2 separate regions of the Homo sapiens genome follow, and region 2 is linked to region 1. A link is a contact called in ENCODE Hi-C data. All regions are on one chromosome and are shown on one strand. The core of a region is the stretch at or near the end of the contact, and the rest is flanking DNA. Distances in the headings are between cores, read along the strand shown. Region 1 has its middle 42 kb from the start of LINC01787. Region 2 overlaps LOC105378866 (a long non-coding RNA gene).

Evidence for each region. A loop is a pair of places that touch in the nucleus more often than their neighbours do. Pooled maps may share reads with other maps.
Region 2: a loop to region 1 is called in a map with no recorded cell type, with 2.2 times the contacts of the local background. The contact joins two enhancer-like sites. A Hi-C loop is called at or near these places in 4 of 37 single-sample maps with no recorded cell type and 2 of 50 pooled maps.

What each region holds. Positions count from the first base shown.
Region 1 is chr1:96,414,865-96,417,564 of GRCh38, reverse strand. No RefSeq gene overlaps it. Among named protein-coding and RNA genes, the nearest start is that of LINC01787, 42 kb to the right of the region's middle. Within about 2 kb of position 1,389, at least 9 of the 41 ENCODE cell types and tissues checked have a DNase peak (open chromatin) inside an H3K27ac peak, as active enhancers do.
Region 2 is chr1:96,519,484-96,522,183 of GRCh38, reverse strand. It overlaps LOC105378866 (a long non-coding RNA gene), which reads right to left. Exons shown (of 3, transcript XR_947618.2): 2 at 763-1,108. Among named protein-coding and RNA genes, the nearest start is that of LINC01787, 150 kb to the right of the region's middle. Within about 2 kb of position 1,408, at least 2 of the 41 ENCODE cell types and tissues checked have a DNase peak (open chromatin) inside an H3K27ac peak, as active enhancers do.

The DNA of each region.
Region 1 (2,700 bases), core at 140-2,639:
AGTTAATGCCAAAGATCTGGGGCTTTTTTCCTGCAATTTTTTACTTTTGGTGACTGAAAGGAAATGCCACTCACTACTCTTTGCAAAAGGAAGATTTTCATGGATATCTTGCTCTTTATGATTTCAAGAAGCAGATAAATATTCTTCACGAACTGTTTTAATGATATAGCAATCCAGAATAAAGATTTGGTATCACAAAGAAGTGATTCTATTCTAAAATTTCATTTTGAATTTTCTGGTCACAGTGTTGTAGGGAGGCATGGTTAAGTATTAAAATGAAGCACTTGCTTAAACCAAAGGGGATTTCCTAATCAGAAGTGAAAGCCTCCTGATACTCTGCTGCAGGCGTGTGATACTGCAGCCCTTCTCTAAGTGCATATCTCACATTCAAAGTCATTTCTCCATGCCTGTCAAGTGAACTGAACCCCCTGATTGTCTGTCTAGGACAGGGATCCATTTCTAATGTATGAGGCTACAGTTTTTGAACTCATAAACTGTAAACTGTATTAAATAAACTGTCTCCTGATTGATGAGTGCTGCTCTTATAGGCTAATTTCTCATCTAAACAGTGATATGAAAATTCTTGCTAAAGGGTTGGTGACAGGACTAAACGGGGGTAATAGCAGACTTAATCAAGAAAGACAAATGGGATTCATTAACAACTGGCACTCAGCAGACAGTCTTCAGAGACTTCTCAGCACAATCTCATTGGTCCAATCGAAAATAATTGTGTGCTGCTTTTATCACTGAATGCAGAACAAGGCCAATGAAAAATTCTATTGCTGATATTAAGTAGAATTCAAATTCGGATTGAATTTTGTGCCAGGCAGCCCATCTCTGGATGAGAGGAATGGAGGGGGAAAAATCGTGGCTTTCATGCTGGGATTTTTTTTCTCTGATTGATCAGTTTTCCCATATTGCTCATTCCACTCCGGTATCTTAATCAACTGGATCTTGCCCTAACTGGCAGGGATGTCTATGCCAGAGGCATCTGGTCTCTGGCTGGCTTAAGAATTGGCACATGGTTTATTTTGTCCAAGCTTGCTGAGCTCCACTTCCAGTAATGCCTGTCTTATTGAGCTGTTTAGATTTGGCTTGTGCGGTAGAGATGACTAACTCTCTACCAGAGCATGCTCCCCTTCCGCAGTACAGAGATTTTCCTAGGAAGTTCCTTCTAAATCAGGATCTATGTTTCCCAGTCCCCCTGCATTTACGTGAGGGAAGTGTGACTAAGTTGTTGCCAGTGGTTTCCAGGCCAAAGAAATGCGTGCCATTTCCAGACCTGTCATGTAATACTTTCACACTTAGTCTTTCACCCTCTATTTTTCCGATCTGTCAGCCAGAATTAGAGGATCCAGCAGATCCAAGCCACTTGTAAGTGATGAAGCCACAGACAGAAGGAACATGAGTCATATGTGGGAAGAGTAGTGGATTTTACATGAAGGAGAAATAGTTCTCACGTTACACCACTGAGAATTAGGGGTTTATTTGTTGTGGCATCTAACTTTACTTTGATTGAGGCAGCTAGTTTTAGGTCTGCCTTTAGGCCTATTGGCTTTGGTGACCTTACTTCTTTTTTTTCTTTTTTTCTTTTTTTTTTTTTCCCGGAGTCTTGCTCTTGTCACCCAGGCTAGAGTGCAATGGCAAGATCTCAGCTCACTGTAGCCTCCGCCTCCTGGGTTCAAGCGACTCTTCTGCCTCAGCCTCCCGAGTAGCTGGGATTACGGGCACCCGCCACTAAGCCCAGCTAATTTTTCTATTTTTAGTAGAGACAGGGTTTCACCATGTTGGTCAGGCTGGTCTTGAACTGCTGACCACGTGACCCGCCCGCCCTGGCCTCCCAAAGTGCTGGGATTACAGCTGTGAGCCACCGCGCCCGGCCATGACCTTACTTCTTCTTCTTCTTCTATTTTTTTTTTTTTTGAGACAGAGTTTCGCTCTGTTGCCCAGGCTGGAGTGCAGTGGTGCGATCTCGGCTCACTGCAAGCTCCACCTCCTGGGTTCAGGCCATTCTCCTGCCTCAGCCTCCAGAGTAGCTGGGACTACAGGTGCCTACCACCATGCCTGGCTAATTTTTTGTATTTTTAGTAGAGATGGGGTTTCACCATGTTAGCCAGGATGGTCTGGATCTCCTGACCTCGTGATCCGCCCACCTTGGCCTCCCAAAGTGCTGGGATTACAGGGGTGAGCCACTGCGCCCAGCCCTTACTTCTTAACTGACCTCCTTAGCTTTTGATTTTGTGTACAGTTGGGCTTTAAGGCATGTGTACCCTTCTGGCTTGGGCTTGTGAACTCTAAGCTCCATTTTTGGATGAGGATTTCCCATTGGCCTGCTTCCCCCCTAGAGCCCATTCTCAGGTACCCAGGTATAACGTGTGCCCCATCCCACCCCAAACTGTCAGTGAGAAAAATGAGATTGGACACACATAGTTGAAGCCAATTAACATCTTGTTTTTAGTTTTTTTTTTCTTTTTTTAATCTTTAGCATCAAGAGGTTATACAGGAATTTTATAGAAATAGCTATCTGGTCAGATTAAGGGGAAGCAGCAACTGCGGCCCAGAAGTTTTAAATGCTGCTTAACCCGCTCTCCTCTAGGCTGCACTTCTGGGGTTATTGGGCTGACAACAGCTGGACCATTCTGAGACACTTACTATGGCAGATGCTGTTGTGGCCTGCCCATATTCTTTCAACTCCCACTG
Region 2 (2,700 bases), core at 159-2,658, 100 kb before region 1:
AAAGCACAACCTATCATATAATTTATTTTTTTTTAACCCCACAGTCTCCTGGGGCAAACACTGGGCCAAGACCAAGCCTCCTTACTCAGTCAGACCATCAGTCTGGGTGGTGTATCTGTGAAATCTTACAGTTGTATGGTCAAGAATGTGTCTTTTTTTTTTTTTTTTTTGGCTTTCTTGAGTCTCACTCTGTTGCCCAGGCTGGAGTGCAGTAGTGTGATCTTGGCTCACTGGCTCATTGCAACCTCTGCCTCCTGAGTTCAAGTGATTCTCGTGCCTCAACCTCCCGAGTAGCTGGGATTACAAGCATGTACTGCCATGCCTGGCTAATTTTTTTTTTGTATTTTTAGTAGAGATGAGATTTCACCATGTTGGCCAGGCTGGTCTCGAACTCCTGACCTCAAGTGATCCACCCGCCTCAGCCTCCCAAAGTGCTGGGATTATAGTAGTGAGCCACTGCGCCCAGCTAAGAGCATGAGTCTTCAAAGATCTTATGTGAGCTGAGAACAAGAACCCATCCTATTAATGACTGGATAGCAATTGGAGCAACCTGTTTTCCCCAAACTTAGTTAAAACATGCACAACCCCTAATTTGGGTCAGTTTTGGTGAATTCATGAGATTAGATAAATCACGAATGGAAGGCTCAGAAAGAGGTCCTAGGGACAAACAACAAAAGAACATATACAGTAAGGCACACAGAAGAAAGAAGAATACAGCAAGTGAAATGAAACAAGTCTCTAGAAATAAAAAATGGGCCTTACCACGAACACTTGGGGCATCTGACAGAACCAAATCAACAAGCTCTGTTGCACTTTCTATTGGCTGTTCATTTTCTATTTTTCTCTCTAGACATCTTTCTTTAAAAAGAAAATCCAGATTTCCCGGGCTGGGCAAAGTGTTGGGATGAAATGACAGGAGGCAGGCGCTGTCAAGGAAAGACGTTCTCTCTGGAAGGAAGTGAGGGGACAGACGGGATGGCTGGCTCCTCTAGGCAGGTTTCCTTGCTGCCATCCCATGTGTCTTTTCCCTCCCACTCCTGTGGGCACTTTCTTGCTTGCTTGGCACAGTGAGAATTTAGGAAAGTCACGACAAAAATCCTGTCATGTGCTAGAAAGGAGAAAAAGTTTTAGATCTTTGCCTTTTCACGAATGAAGAGTTTCATGGAAATTAATGTGCAATTTTAGATAGAAGCTTTGCCTTGTTGAAGCTACTCTAACATTCTTTCTCCCCAAGTTCCTACAGTCCCTGCTTCCACACTTTAACAAACAAACAAAAAGAACAAACAACTGCTCCCCCTGCTACACACACACACACACACACACATACACACACAAAATCCAACTTGGTTGGCAGCCCACATCATCTACCCCAGGGCTTTCCCTAAGGACTGAAGATTTATCTTGGACTGACTTCAGACATTTCCCCTCTGATCTTCCTCTGGCTACGTTTTTCTCCAATGTTTCCTCACTGCCTCCCTTGGCTCTCATTAATTAACTGCTCCTCACTCTGTGACTAAATGCGAGCCGTTGTGTTTGGCTGTAGAGAGGATTATGACATTTTGCAAACACACACACCACTGGGGAGAATATCTTGGGTATCACACAGGCAAAGGAGGTAAACTAAGAAAACCCATTTTTAAAAACCTGTTGAAGCAAGTAACCAAAAAAGAAAAGATAGCGAAACAGGTTGATTATTTGGTGACATTTACTTATTCCTGACATGATATTTTAGAAGGCAAATACAGAAACTGGAACTTGCTATTTAACCGAGGTTCAGGTATTTCAAAGCTTGCTTATCTCTCCAGCCCGTCTGGTGTTTCCATGGTGTTCCTTTTCCGCTTCTATTAGTCTGGAACGTGGGTAGCAAGTTGATGAACATTTTTAATGAGTAAATCCTTTTCTACACCAAATTTTATAGATAATTAAATCTGATTTATAGGGCAGGTTTCAGCGACAGTAAAAGAGGAAGGCAAGGAATGCAAAGGGGGAGGGGGCCAATGATTCGACTCTGGGCCTCTGTGAGTGGGCTCTGCTTTGTATAACCTTCCCAGCAGGCGCACTGCAGGGCTTGCAAGATTTCTGAAGCAGAACAAGACCCAGTGAGGGCTTTGCAATAGTTTTTTTTTTTTTGAACTGTTTGGTTTTGGTTTTTAGGCAAGGACGTTCTCTTGTCCAAGAAACTGATCCTGATCTTTATTTTCTCCTCTCCACTGTTACTCAAAGTTATGCTAAAAGCAAAAGCCACACATATAAAACCTCAGAGCACACCACTAAGGAATTTGCCCTTTCAACAGAATTAAACATCTTCTATGTACTAAACCTCATTCTAGTTGCTGGAGGTACAGCAGTCAACAATACAGGCAGTTGGCCCGGCACGGTGGCTCACGCCTGTAATCCCAGCACTTTGGGAGGCCGAGGAGGGCGGATCACGAGGTCAGGAGATCGAGACCATCCTGGCTAACTAGTGAAACCCCGTCTCTACTAAAATTACAAAAAAATTAGCCGGGCGTGATGGCGGGTGCCTATAATCCCAGCTACTCGGGAGGCTGAAGCAGGAGAATGGCGTGAACCCGGGAGGCAGAGCTTGCAGCGAGCCGAGATCGCACGACTGCACTCCAGCCTGGGCGGCAGAGCGAGACTCCGTCTCAAAACAACAACAACAACAACAAAAACCAATACAGGCAGTTCACACTTATTACC